Regions from separate parts of the Homo sapiens genome. Here region 1 is linked to region 2. Evidence: chromatin contacts called from ENCODE Hi-C or POLR2A ChIA-PET data. All regions are on one chromosome and are shown on one strand. The core of a region is the stretch at or near the end of the contact, and the rest is flanking DNA. Distances in the headings are between cores, read along the strand shown. Region 1 has its middle 14 kb from the start of KCNA2. Region 2 has its middle 51 kb from the start of KCNA3.

Evidence for each region. A loop is a pair of places that touch in the nucleus more often than their neighbours do. ChIA-PET counts read pairs that join two places held with the same protein, here RNA polymerase II (POLR2A). Pooled maps may share reads with other maps.
Region 1: a pooled map shows a loop between it and region 2 (4-fold over the local background). The contact joins two enhancer-like sites. A Hi-C loop is called at or near these places in 2 of 37 single-sample maps with no recorded cell type and 4 of 50 pooled maps. POLR2A ChIA-PET finds 5 or more read pairs at or near these places in 4 of 52 experiments (CD4-positive, alpha-beta T cell, OCI-LY7, activated CD4-positive, alpha-beta memory T cell and 1 more).

What each region holds. Positions count from the first base shown.
Region 1 is chr1:110,616,635-110,623,340 of GRCh38, reverse strand. It overlaps a transcript of KCNA2 not described here. Among named protein-coding and RNA genes, the nearest start is that of KCNA2, 14 kb to the right of the region's middle. Within about 2 kb of position 3,565, at least 11 of the 41 ENCODE cell types and tissues checked have a DNase peak (open chromatin) inside an H3K27ac peak, as active enhancers do.
Region 2 is chr1:110,722,680-110,729,815 of GRCh38, reverse strand. No RefSeq gene overlaps it. Among named protein-coding and RNA genes, the nearest start is that of KCNA3, 51 kb to the right of the region's middle. Within about 2 kb of position 2,980, at least 3 of the 41 ENCODE cell types and tissues checked have a DNase peak (open chromatin) inside an H3K27ac peak, as active enhancers do.

The DNA of each region.
Region 1 (6,706 bases), core at 2,316-4,815, 110 kb after region 2:
CTCTTTTGGTTAGGTCTAATGATCCATTTTGAGCTGATTTTTGTTTATGACATTAGGAAAAGGTCTATGTACATGTGTTCATGTTGCATATAGCTGTTCAGTTGTTCGAGCGCCATTTGTTGAAAGACTTCTTTCTACCTTTGCATCTTTATCAAAAATCAATTGTCCATATACGTGTGAATCAATTTCTGGACTTTCTTTACTACTCCATTGATCTATTTGTCTATCTTGACACCAATACCACATTGTTTTTATTACTGCAGCCTTGTAGTAAGTCTTGAAATAATATAGTATTAGCCCTCTAATCTTGTTCTTTCTCAAAATTGCTTTGGTTATTCTAGGTTCCTTGCAGTATTGTATAGCTCAATTTGTCAATTTCTGTTAAAAATTCTGCCAAGATTTTTATTGAGATTCTATTGAATATGTGGATTAATTTAAGAAGAAGTGATGTCTTGACAATATTATCTTCTGACCTTGGAATGCAGTCTATTTTTCCAATTATTTAGGTCTTTCATTTCTACCATTAATGTTTCAGAATTTTCAGTGTATAGGTCTTTCACATCCTTTCTCAGATTTGTCCCTAAGTATCTTATATTTTAATGCTATTGTAAATGGGGTTTTTAAATCTCAATTTATAATTGTTTGTTGTATTTAGAAAAATGATTGATTTTTGTACATTGATCTTGTATTGTGACATCTCTCTAAACTCACTTATGAATTCTAGTAGCTCTTTTGGTAGATTCCATTGGATTTTCTACATAAATAACCATGCCACCTGTGAATAAAGATAATTTTGCTTCTTCCTTTACAATCTAGATGCCATTTATTTCTTTTCCTTACCTTATTGTGCTGGGTACAAGCTCCAATAGAATCTTAAATAGAAATGGTGAAAGCAGAAATCCTTGTCTTCTTGATTTTAGAAGGAAAGCATTCCGTCTTTCATCATTAAGTATAATGTTGGCTACAGGTTTTTTTATAGATGTATTTTATTAGGTCAAAAAAACTCCCTTTATTCCTAGTTTGCTGAAAGATGTTATCACAAGTGAATACTGAATATTTTCAAACATTTTTCTCTGTCTATTAAGATAATCATGTGGTTTTGCTTTTTCATATTTTTCATATGGTGAATTACATTGATTTCTTAAAGTTAAACCAACCTTGAATTTCTATGACAAACTCCATTTGGTCATGATGTATTATTCTTTTCTTATTATTTTGTATTTGATTTCATACGTCTTTATTCGGTTTGTACGTCTATGTTCATGAAGCATATTGTCCTGTAGTTTTCTTTACTGGTGATGTTTTTGTCTGGTTTTGGTATAAGTGTAATGCTGGCCTCACATAATGGATTGAAAAGTATTATCTTTTCCATTTTCTAAAAGAATTTGTGTAGAATTATTTCTTCCTTAAACATTTGGTAGCATTAGTCAGTTTAGCATCTGAACCTGGAATTTTCTTTGTTTTTAACCAAGAAAATTAGTTAAAACTAAGCAGGTTTTAAACTACATATTTATTTTTTAAATAACTATGGGGTACTGGGTTATTTGTTTCCTTTGTGTGAGGTTTGGTAGTTTATGTCTCTCACGGAATTTCTCCATTTCAACCAAGTTGTCCAATTTATTGTCATAGAGTTGTTTAGAATTTCCCTCATTGTCCTTTTGAGGTCTGTAGAGTTAATAATAGTAATGTCATCTCTCTCATTTCTGATATTGGTTATTTCTCTTTTTTTCTGGTTAGACTGGCTAGATACTTATCTATTTTATTAATCTTCTTAAAGTACCAGTTTTGATTTCATTGATTTTATCTATTGTTCTCTGTTTTATCAATTTCCATTCTAATCTTTATTATTTCCTTCCTTCTGCTCATTTTGGGTTTCACTTGCTCTCCTTTTTCTAGTTTCTTAAGTTGGAAACGAGGTCATTGATGTAAGATCTTCTTTTCTAATATAAGCATATAATTTTATCTTCACTCTGCCATGGCTAGAAATCCTACCCCTTGTTGTTGCTTTTTAATGAAGTTATAATCAGGCTGTATATACAATTTTATGTATTTTATTGGGCTAAGGCATTATGCCATGTGAAGCTATGGTTAAAATTAGCACACTAATCCATTTTTTATGGAAACCGTTAAAAATATTAGCTAATGAACACTTACCCACCCAGCAAACAAGGAGTGGGACTCTGCAGGACAGAGCAAGTCAGACACCAAAGCCAGTATCCGCACCCAGGAATCCCCAGAGATTGGTTGTCCAAGAGGGTCATATGGAGGCGCTTCAGTTATTTTAGAATTTCAAGAAGCCTGAGAGAAAGTCACACTATTACATGTGACAAGCCTGCCCAGGCAAAACAGAATGTCAAGTGACTCTACTTGGGGCTGAATTCTCACACTTTAGTGAGAGTGAGGCAGTCCACAGCCTCTCACGCCAGCCAGAAGCTATGTTGGTTGTTACAAATGTTCAGGTTGTTAACGGTGGATAGACGCACTCACTCATCATTACATAATAAGAGCAGTTTGTTTTGCAGGCAAGATGATCCAACACACGGGGCCGCTGGGGGTGTGTGGGAAGGATATTTTAAAAGGAACTTTCAGTGATAATGAACAAAACTCAGGAGCTATGTGGATGACAGGAGCACCTAGATGACCGACTTTACCCACTTCAAATGCTACCTTGACCCTAGCACTCTCTCCACCCTGCATCCTCACCTCAGACCATCTGTTGGTTAGGCCAACAGCTCACCATCAATTCATGCCCTGCCTAGACCAACAGCTCACTGTTCATGCCCTACCCTGCCCTGCCCAGCCCTCCTCTCTGGCCTTCTGCCAAGTGGGGTTCTTAACAGCACAGCCTTCACCTCCGAGAAGGCGCAATGGGAAAGACAGGTGAGACGATGGGCAGCCATGCCTGGGAGACAGAGTTTGCTGGCTACGGTGGGCAGACGTTCCCACCAATCACAGTAGACCACAAAACAACAGGAAGACCTGGGCTGTGGATGGGGCGGTGATCAGTGAGTTCCTGGAACCCGTGTTTGCCGGGTGCACCCAAGAAGAGTGAGGGGATCTCTAAGACACTGTCTACACTGAGAGCCTCCAAGGCTAACCTGCCTGACATGGTTCACACAGAGGGAAAGGAGAAGAGAGGGTCTGAAAGGAGAGGCCGGGATGTGTGAGGACAGGGGTATGTTAGGGATATCCAATTTGGTCTGGGGGCTGAGAAGTCTTACCCACCAAATTTCTCTCTCTCTCTCTCACTCACTCTCTCTCTCTCTCTCTCTCTCTCTCTCTCTCTCGCTCTCGCTCTCTCTCTCTCATTAAGCTGCTCTCAGGAAGCTCACACAATCGCAGTTCACAGCAGCATTTGCTACAGGGCACGTGAACAGGGAGAGGTGGTCTCCTAGGACGTTAAGTCGGCTTGGAGAGACTGGGAGCTGTCCAGGGGAGGGCTGAGGAGTTTGTCAGGCAGAGAGTGTATGTTACTTAACCACACTAAAGCTTCTGTTTCTGGGTTTTGTATTTTTAGAATGCGGAAGGGGAGGTGTTGTCAGAGAGGTGACCTCAGGTGACTGAAAGTGCTGGGGTTTAAGGGCTTAACAAATAGGTGGCGAAAAATATCAAACCCTCAAAATCTCCCCTGACCTTTTATCTCTTAGGACCCGGGATACGGGATGCGCAGGGAGCCAGGCGCGGCTGGTTAAGAAGCCCTGCCTGTGGCTGTCCACTCCCGGTCTCTCCCTGCTGCGTGGGCGTTGACGGCCGCAGCCCTCCCAGATTGCCGCATTGCCGCCCGAGCCACAGTGTGCAGATACCGCTGCATGTGGCGCCCCCTGGCGGCCAGTGGCAGCTCGTGCGTCTGTCTTTTCTGCAGAGCTGATTTCCACCTTGTATGTGTAGGAGGGGCCTCCTTTACAAAGAACCAGCCATACCCTTGGGAGTGGGAGCAGATTTCATAGCCGAGACAGGAGACCTTGTAAGAACTTCCTATGTGCCAGGCACAAGGTTAAAACCGGTATTATCATACATGCATTCATTCGTTTTCCTAGTGTGTGCCAGGCATCTCCTAGGAAGTAATGTGTAAGCAGAGGCCCCATAAAGGAATTACATAAAGTAATGTGTAAGCAGAGCAAGTCATGAGCATGTTTGGGGGTACAGTCTCCCAGGGAGTGGGGACAGCCAGGCCACAGGGATGCATTCTTTGGGTGTGGAGACCAGGAAGGAGGCAGCTGCAGAGGGTGGTTGGAAATGAAGTCAGAAAGGTGTCCAGGGGACAGACGGTACAGAGCCTTCTGGGCCATAGGACTTCAGGCTTAGTTCTGAGAGTAGTGAACAACTACTGGACTTTGAACAAAGGCATAAAACAACTCGATTTATGTTGTTTATAAAATCACTCTGGCTTCTGCGAGGGCATGAATAGGAACAGGGAGGCCTGTGAGGAGCCCAGGTGAGAGTAGAGCATCTGGGGCCAGGTTTGCTTCGCCTGCCGGAAGAGATAAGACATCTGGTTCAGAAGATGGTCTGAAGGCAGAGGCCATAGGAATCCCTGTTGGATTAGCCAAAGGCTGTGTCCCGGGGTTTGGGCCTGAGCAACTGGATGAGGGAGGAGTGGTGCTACTCAGAGGGATGGGGGTTCAGGTGTGGGGGCATGGGAAGGAAGCAAGAATTTGGTTTGGGATGTGCCATGTTTGAGCTGCCAATTAGACTCTAAGTCATGATGTTCGGTGCACCTGAGCAGGGCTCTCTACCCTCTCCATCCTCTCCTTATGTTCCTTTCGTGGCTCTCCTGGGTCTTTTTCCCATCTGAGGGCCACCCAAGCTGCCTCATCCTACCTCCGAAAGGAAAGGAAGCCCACACAGAGCAGCAATTCCACAGGGAAAGAACTGAGGGAAGGCAGCCACATTCCAGGGCCACACCCTAACTGGACGGCAAGGTCAGAGGCAGTCAGGGTTCTAGGCTCCACTCTCCAGAGAGGAATTAAAAGAGGATAAAATGCCTTTTCTCACACACTGACAGGTCACTCACATGTCAGCCAGGAGTGCAGTGGCACGATCATACCTCACTGTAACCTCGAACTCTTGGACTCAAGTGATCCTCCCACCTCAGGCTCCCAAGTAGCTAAGACTACAGGTGGGTGCCATCATGCCCAGATAATTTTTTTAAATTATTTTTTGTAGAGACAGGGTCTCACTATGTTGCACAAGCTGGTTTCAAACTCCTGGCCTCAAGCAATCCTCCTGCTTTGGCCTCCCAAAATGCTGGGATTACAGGCATGAGCCGCCGCACCCAGGCCCTCTCTGCTCTTCTCACTCCATCTACATTCTCATCCTGGGGGATCTCATTCTCACCCTTGGCTTCAATGACCCCTCCATGATGATGACTTTCAACTCTCCATTCCCTACCCTCTACCTCTCTCCTGAGCATCAGGCCAGCATTGCCATCTGCCCTGTTGACAAGGAACAGGCCCATCAGAGCAGCCCCACAAACCCCCATGTATGTCAGAACTGCCCACCATGTGAGCTCCATCCCTCGACACATGCATGAGTGCACACACACAGGTGCACATGCACTTCGCACACCACCTCTCTGAAGCCCTGTGGCGGCCCCTCCACACTCTCTCTCCCTCTCCCATCTCGCTGATCACTGAATCCTACACTCCCTGTAATGTCTCCCTTTTGGTGCTTTTCTCTTCATCACTGCCTTCATCCCTTCTACCGTTCACCTATTGAACAAATGGCCTGAGTCCAGACCCTTGACATCTCTGAGGGGAAGCAACCTCCTCCTTACCAGTTTCCTGCCTCTGCTCTTAGACCCATCCTTTCCACTATACTCCACATTTCCCAAGTTATCTTTCTGAAACATAGATTGGATCCTGTCTCTCCCACTCAGAACTCTCAATGGCTCCCTATCACCTACAGGACAACCTGAACTCCTCAGCATGACTTCAAGGCCTTTCTCAGTCTTCCCCCATCGACCTCTCATTTTACCATGTCCTCCCACACTGCTCGCTCCTGGCACTCCATCTGGCGCAGAGTCCCTGGCACAGGTGAGGCTGCTTCTCTGGTCTGTCCCTGTTGTGCCTTTTTCCTGGAATCCACTCACCCATTTGGGTATTTAGCTCACAAATATGTATTAAGCTCCCAGTGTGCTCCAGGCACTGGGGGTACAGGAGAGAACAAAATCCTCAAAATCCCTCCTCACACAGTGTGAGATAGGCTGTTGCAGAGAGCCCTTCTCCAGGGAGTGAATGAATGAAGCAGGCAGTGAGGCATGCAGATTGCCCATGAAGAATGCCCAAGCTTCACTTCAACACCTCTTTCGGGGTCTTTGGACATTCTGCTCCTCCGTAAAGACATCTCTCAATTTCCATCCTTGGTGAAGGCTTTCCTCTTCTTAGGTGCTTTTGTACTTTATTCTTCAATTTAAGCCAATTCATTCTGCCTTGGGTTAGAGTCAATTGTTGACAATTCTGCTTCCTTATCCATCCTTCTAGGGAAGGAACTAGTATTTATCAAGCACCTCCTCTGTGCCACGCTCTGTGTGTCCCCCACAGTGCTTGGCTCGATGCCTGGTTTAGAGCCGGGGCTAGAGGACAGACCATGACTCAGCTCCTGCCTTTTGCACCCAGCTGCTGGCTATGTGGCTACAGGCAAGCCACTCAGCCTCACCAAGCTTGTTTCTGTAACTGTTGAATGGGAGTGAACATAGCACCTGCCT
Region 2 (7,136 bases), core at 1,731-4,230:
TCTTTTCCAGTGGAGGGTGGGGTTTTTATGGGTACAGGATGGGGGGCAGGATGGGCCATGGGTGGTTTTGGCAAAGGCAACATTCAAGCAGGAAAACAGGAATGCATGTTCTCACTTTGGGCCGCAGTTCTAGGCTTAAGGGTGGGGATTCACCAGGGACCCCATCTTTTTCTGCCTAGAATTTATCTGCCTCTTGTCCCTATCACTTTCAGTGAGTAGCTAGCAGCTTATATCATGAGTGTCAAGGGAATATGGACACAGGTGAAACTGCCATTGCAAAATTGTAACTAAGACAGTGACAGAGATCTGACCTAACCAACTCCATCTTGCTTCTAACCTCCTAGCTGTTCTTGTTCATTCCTGGGTGTAGGCTGAACTAACTATAGGAGGAAAGTTTATAGTTAAAACAAAGGTGATAACAGGCCTTTCCCAAAGCAAACTCCTTTTTTTTTTTTTTTTTTTTTTTTTTTTTTGTGAGACAGAGCCTTACTCTGTCACCCAGGCTCTAGTGCAGTTGTGTGATCTCAGTTCGCTGAAACCTCTGCCTCCCGGATTCAAGCAATTCTCCTGACTCAGCCTCCTAAGTAGCTGGGACTACAGGTGTGCACCACCATGCCTGGCTACTTTTTCCAAGCTGGTCTCAAGCTCCTGACCTCACGTGATCTGCCTGCCTCAGCCTCCCAAAGTGCTGGGATTACAGATGTGAGCCACCACCACCGGCCAAATCCCCTTCTTGCCTGGGGACTAGATTGCCTTTGTAGGATGAATGAATTAGCCAAAAGATTAGAAATTATGGTTTAAGAATCATACAGCTGGAGGCTACAAGATTCTGACTCTTCTCAAATTGCTCCCGGGGATAATATCACTATTGTAAGCCTAAGATCAGTGCTTGAGATCCTGCACTTGATGGATCAGCTGGCACCACCCAGATGGATAAACTGGCTCATCCGATCTTGTGACCCCCACCCAGGAACTGACTCAGCACAAGAAGACAGTTTTGCCTTCCTATGATTTCATCTTTGACCTGACCAATCAGCACTCCTGACTCATTGGCTGCCCCCCACCCACCACGTTATCCTTAAAAATTCTGATCCCCGAATGCTCAGGGAGACTGATTTGAGTAATAATAAAACTCCAGTCTCCCACACAGCCAGCTCTGCATGAATTACTCTTTCCCTGTTGCAATTCTCCTGTCTTGATAAATGGGCTCTGTCTAGGCAGCAGGCAAGGTGAACCCATTGGGTGGTTACACAGGTACTGACAATATCTGCTACAACTAGGATGACACTTGCCTCCCTAGGGCTTACTAGGTTCTTCTTATATAGTAGGTGCTCAATAAATATTTGTTGAATTGAATTGGCATAGGTCACTTGAATAAAGGAATAAGAAACCAAGATTATTTATTCACTCATTTAACAAAGATTTATTAAGAATTTACCAAATCCATGCACAGTGCAAGAACTTGAAGATGCCAGCCCTGTATAATTTTGGGCTTGGTACAAAATTATTACCCTTAACAACCAATCAACCAATCCTGGCCTTTACCCATTACACCATTACAGTCAGCCAATAACCCTGAGGTCTTCCCAAGAACTGACTTTGGCTGAATTAGCAAGTACAAACCTCTGTGTGATTCTGATGGTGAGCATTTATTGCAGTACTTGGGGATAAGATTAACCTCCTATGCACCCTTATTAAGCTCTTATTCTTCCAAGTTCTCAGATTATAGAGAAGATAAGTCCCTTATAGGGTCATCTGGACCAGCTGAAGCAAACAATTCCCAAATGTTTGCTGGCCTTTGCTCTGGATTTTCACCACTTTATGAAATTAACTTGGAGAATCAGAGCCTCACTACTGAATAGAGACTAAAAAAAATATTGGTACTCTTGACATTGAGACCCTTTCCTTCCATCTTTCCTACACCCAAACCATCTGAGACCAGTGGGACTTACTGCTCTTTTTAGGTCAGATGTCCCATTACAGAAACTCTTCCCCCACACTTTGGTTTCTACATCATAATAAATTATTCTCTCAAAGTCTCAGAAATAGTTTCTTTCTTTCTGTTGTCATTCTAGAGTCAGCCAAGCCCACAGTGCAGACAATTCCAGAAACAACCCTTTCCCAATACCAGAGCAACTCTAGTGAGCAACATTTCCCAAGGGCAGGCTTGTCAGACACCGGAGCAGACTCCAGGGCAATGGTTCCTGTCTCACATCAAACTCCTGCTTCTGTCCCTGCATACTGAAGAGCTCCCTGTCTCCCTGGCTGGCTCAGTCCCTTGATGTGCGCTTTTAATATTCATCTCCTTCTCCCTCTCTTGATGTGAATTAAAAGAGCAACTTGCAAGGCAAACAAGAGGAAAATAACAGATTGCTGCTGCTCATTAAAGCTTCAGCTCAATACAGTCTGATAAGAGCTACAAGACTGGCTTCCCCTCCCAGTCGAGGGTGGGGGAGTTGGGGGCATGATGATCATAGTACCTTGGATATGCTCTGGGCTCAAGGGATTTTACAGATGGAAATGCATTTTTCTTCCTGAATCTTTACTGTCTGTTGGAACCCCAGAGTTTAAGCTTATCACTTTCATTTTCCTGACATACAATCTTAGAGAATTCACTTCATTGTTTTGGGTTTCATTTAGTTTTTCTGCCTGAAAATGGAAAAAAGATTAATAGCCTCCTAAGTGAACTGTGTAATGCTAAACAAATGAATAAATATGAAAGCATTTTGGAAGAATTATCTTCTCTCTCTCTCTTTCACTTTCTCTTTCTTCCCATCAGTATTTCAATCTGCTTGAACAGCTTTTCTAAATCTTAAAATAATGAAGTCTTCCTCCAATCACAGGTCTTACTTTAGCTACTGCACTATTTCTTTTCTCCCCTTTGAAGTGAAACCTCATAAAATGTTGTCTATATTTGTTACCTTCATTTCCTCTTTCCACCCCCACTCTTCAACCCACTACAATCTGGCTTCCACCCCATCACTCCCCTGAAACTGTTCTCACTATGACCACCAATGACCCTGTTGTCAAATTCAAGTAATATCATTTTAGTTATTATCTAACTTGACCCTTTTTTCCCCAGCTGGTGATTCTTTCCTCCTGTATCTACACAATTCTCTTTCCTTGGTACCCAAACATTACTATCTCTAGGTTATTCTCCTACCTCTCTGGCTAATCCTTCTCAGGCAACTTCCTCTGTTTCTCATTAAATGTCAGTGTTTCCAGCCACTCTTCTCATTATAGATTTCTTTAGGGATTTGATTTACACCCCAAACTTCATCTCCCATCTGTATATAAATAACTCCTAAGTCTACATCTCCAGCTTAAATCTGTCTCCAGAAGTATAGACCCATTTACCCAGCTGTTTACATTCAACCCCACAAATAATGACACCCCCTTTTTCAAAGAATTCAGTGGCTCCCCTTAACCATCAGGACAAAGTTTAAACTCATGAGCGTGGTATCCAAGGCCTTTCTCACTCTTATCTCTCTGCACTTCACCCCTCCAACTCCATGCTCCTCCCACTCTGCACCTGCAGTCCCCACACAGAGTTTTGCCTCCGAGTCATTGCACATGTTCTTCCCTCTCCAAGGAATTATTTTTTTCTCTACCCCTTATTTTCATGGCCTGACAAACTATGACCTTCCCTGGAAGACTCAGCATAGATACCACCTTTTCTGGGAATTCTTCACAGTTGGGTTTGGTCCCCCCACCTTGAATGCTCCTCAGCATCCTGTGGTTCCCACCTCCTAACATTTATCACATGGCACTGTGGTAACCTATTTACTTTTCTTACCCCCAAATGAAGTCACTTTTGCTGTTTCTTCTTATTAAAAATAATGCATACTCGATATAAAAATAAAAAGACAAGCAAAAAGAGTATTAAAAAATCTGATAATCTTGCCCACCTATTTACTGCCAGCCACAAGATGTTGTTCTAGGTGCTGCAAGGAATAAAGGCATGAATAAGGCATGGTGCCCAACCACGGCAGAGGGAGAAAAGTGTTGGGGGGAGCTTTTATTGAGTGCTGGGACATGCCAGGCAGCACCCAGGGGCTTTGCCTGTGCTATTTCTCATGTGTGTCCCCCACCAGACTGAAAACTCACTGAGAGCAGTAACCGTATCCTTGTTTTTAGTGCCAACTCCAGCGTCTGGCATGAAATAGATCCTTAATAAACACCCAAATAAAGAGTGTGCAGTATGCTGATGAATGATAATTATCGCTACATTAAAAAATACGTAAAGACTCATTTTTTCCTCTTTGGATGAAAGAAAGATTATGGCACTAGAAATTTAAAAAGCATTTCCAGCAAGACTCCCACCCTACTGAATCTAAGTAGACACCAGTGGTTATTTTCACACTCACAGAGCACAGGCTTGCTGAATTTTTTCTATTCTAAAGCCCACATCCCTCTCTTAATATGCTATTTCCACCTTCCTCCCTCAGCAAAATATTATACATACATGTATACATGCACACACATAGATATAATAGCTGCATTGCATTGAAAAGCTAATGGAGAGATGTTAATACTAGCTATGTCTGTGTGGGTAGAATTATCAGACTTTTTAATACTCTTTTTGCTTGTATTTTTATTTATATATTGAGCATGTATTATTTTTAATAAGAAGGAACAGCAAAAGTTACTTCATTTGGGGGTCACAATCTGCAGTAACATGAAGTAGAACTTATAAGCTGAGCAATGATACTTTTTTTTGTTTGTTTTTGACACGGAGTCTCACTCTGTTGCCCATGCTGGAGTGCAGTGGCGCGATCTCGGCTCACTGCAAGCTCCCCCTCCCGGGTTCATGCCATTCTTCTGCCTCAGCCTCCCGAGTAGCTGGGACTACAGGCGCCCACCACCACGCCCAGCTAATTTTTTTTTTTTTTTTTGTATTTTTAGTACAGACGGGGTTTCACCGTGTTAGCCAGGATGGTCTCGATCTCCTGACCTTGTAATCCACCCGCCTCAGCCTCCCAAAGTGCTGGGATTACAGGCATGAGCCACCGTGCCCAGCCAAGCGATGATACTTTTAAGAGGATATTACAACTGGGGACATGGAGAGAACAGTGTAACACAAGGAAAGTTTTAATTTAATTCAATCCACAGGCATTGATCATCTGCCAGCCACAAGATGTTACTCTAGGTGCTGCAAGGAATAAAGGCATGAATAAGGCATGGTGCCCAACCCCAGCAGGGGGAGAAAAGTGTTGGGGGAGCTTTTACTGAGTGCTGGGACATGCCAGGCAGCACCTAGGTGCTTTGCCTGTGCTATTTCTCATAATCCTCACAATGATCCTATGAGGTAAGTATCACAATCCTGTTTTTGTAGATGGGGAAATTGAGGCACAGAGAGGTTTATTGACAGACTCAAAAATCAGTTAGTTAACCAGGATTTAAACCTATGTTATTTCTGATTTCATCCCCTTTGCACCGCACAAAACTGGGTTTGTGAAGTATCTCTTAAGGAAGGTGTGAGTATAGTAGGGTTTCTATTAGTGGTTCGGGGAAGGCTTTCTGGAAACCCTATGTGGGCCAGGCTTCAAGACGGGGGTATGAATATGGGAGAAGAGCTATACCATGAGCCTCAGGGAGGGGCAGCATCCTTTGGGAAGATGGTGCTGGCACATACCACAGCCTGGATGGGGTCCAGGAGTCAAGTGGGGTTGGCGGCTCTCCCGACCCTATCACAGGAGGTGGGAGCAGAGCAGTGGGCCCACTAAGACTGGAAACCAGGAGTTACCAGGCTGAGAAATGGGTGGAAAACAGGAGCCAGAGGCAAGCACTCCAAGAGTGCGGTCACTGATGAAGGACACAACAGGACAAGCAGGAAGTAGCTCGGACGCCAGCAGTGATCTGCTGTGGTGAGGGCCTTTCGGAAGGTGTGTGTTCCCACCAGCCTGCTCTCACCAGGCCGTTCCAATCAGAAGAAAGACAGTGAGAAAGGGTATGACAACTTGAAGCAGTTCATGGTTTGTTAACAAAAGCAGAGATATTGGGTGTGGTGAGATGTTGAAGAGTTATCAGCAGAAAAAGCATAGTTTTCTGGGAGTTATCATCTTCTTAACTCTCCACCCATGGCCATTGTTACCAATGTTGAGGGGCCAGTGAGTGTGTGTGGGTAATGATGAAGACTTGTGTTCATCAATTTATTGGTGAATCTTCCCTGCTCCTGTGGTTCCAAGACTGTTTTTTGACCCTGGTCATACAAATATAAACAACCATCTCACCCAGGGCCAGTAACATAATTTTCAGGGCCCAGTACAAAATGAAAATATCGAGCTCCTTGTTCAAAAACCAGAGGGAAATAAGGCCATTAAGGGTCACCAAAGCATAAAACTTTTTCTTTCTTCCACAATTTTTTTTTACTAGTCATGATGTTTTTAATTTGATATTTAATGTCATTTTAAGTAAAGAAAAATTTAAAATTTAATTATTAGTATGAATTTTACTATTCTTTATGTTGTGTAGTGTTAGTTGTAAATGAAAATAAGTGCATTTGACTCATACGTGGAATCATTGAAATTACACAGTTCATATTTCCTAGCTCTTACTTGCGTATATATTTTGTCCTTACCAGAGCAGCGGGAACACTGCACAAAACTAACTCAACTGTTTTAATTTTACTTCTTGATAACGTGCATGTTCCATCAATACTCTTGACCTTCAGCTTACTGATGAGTAAGGAAGGGCTGAAAGGAAAAGGAACTATGGGTTGTCCTGTCTTTCCCTTTCTTCTGTGTCATCATTTTCAGCGTAAGTGGTTGGTTAACACAGGGAAGAAATGAGTAAGAAGGATATGATAGGGTTCCTCACTTGTCCACATTCCTTAGAAAGCCATTGCTTTCTTTCTATGTGAAGCAAGCTCTGGTTCGAATGGAAGGCATGGCCTGTCGGGCTGTCAGCACCCCTGATTACTCAATTACATATGTAACACACTTAACCTTGCACCACTTTCAGTCTCCTGGAACTTCCACGCACTGTGGTTCCACCAGAATTCTGCATTTGTGGGACATGGCAAATGCTATATGTGAACAGGCCATCAAGGAACAACTGCATGAGTCCATCTGTTCCAGTCTGGTGTCCCCTTGCTTCTGCGCCTGTCCCTCTTCCTGGAGCATGTTGTTGGTTCT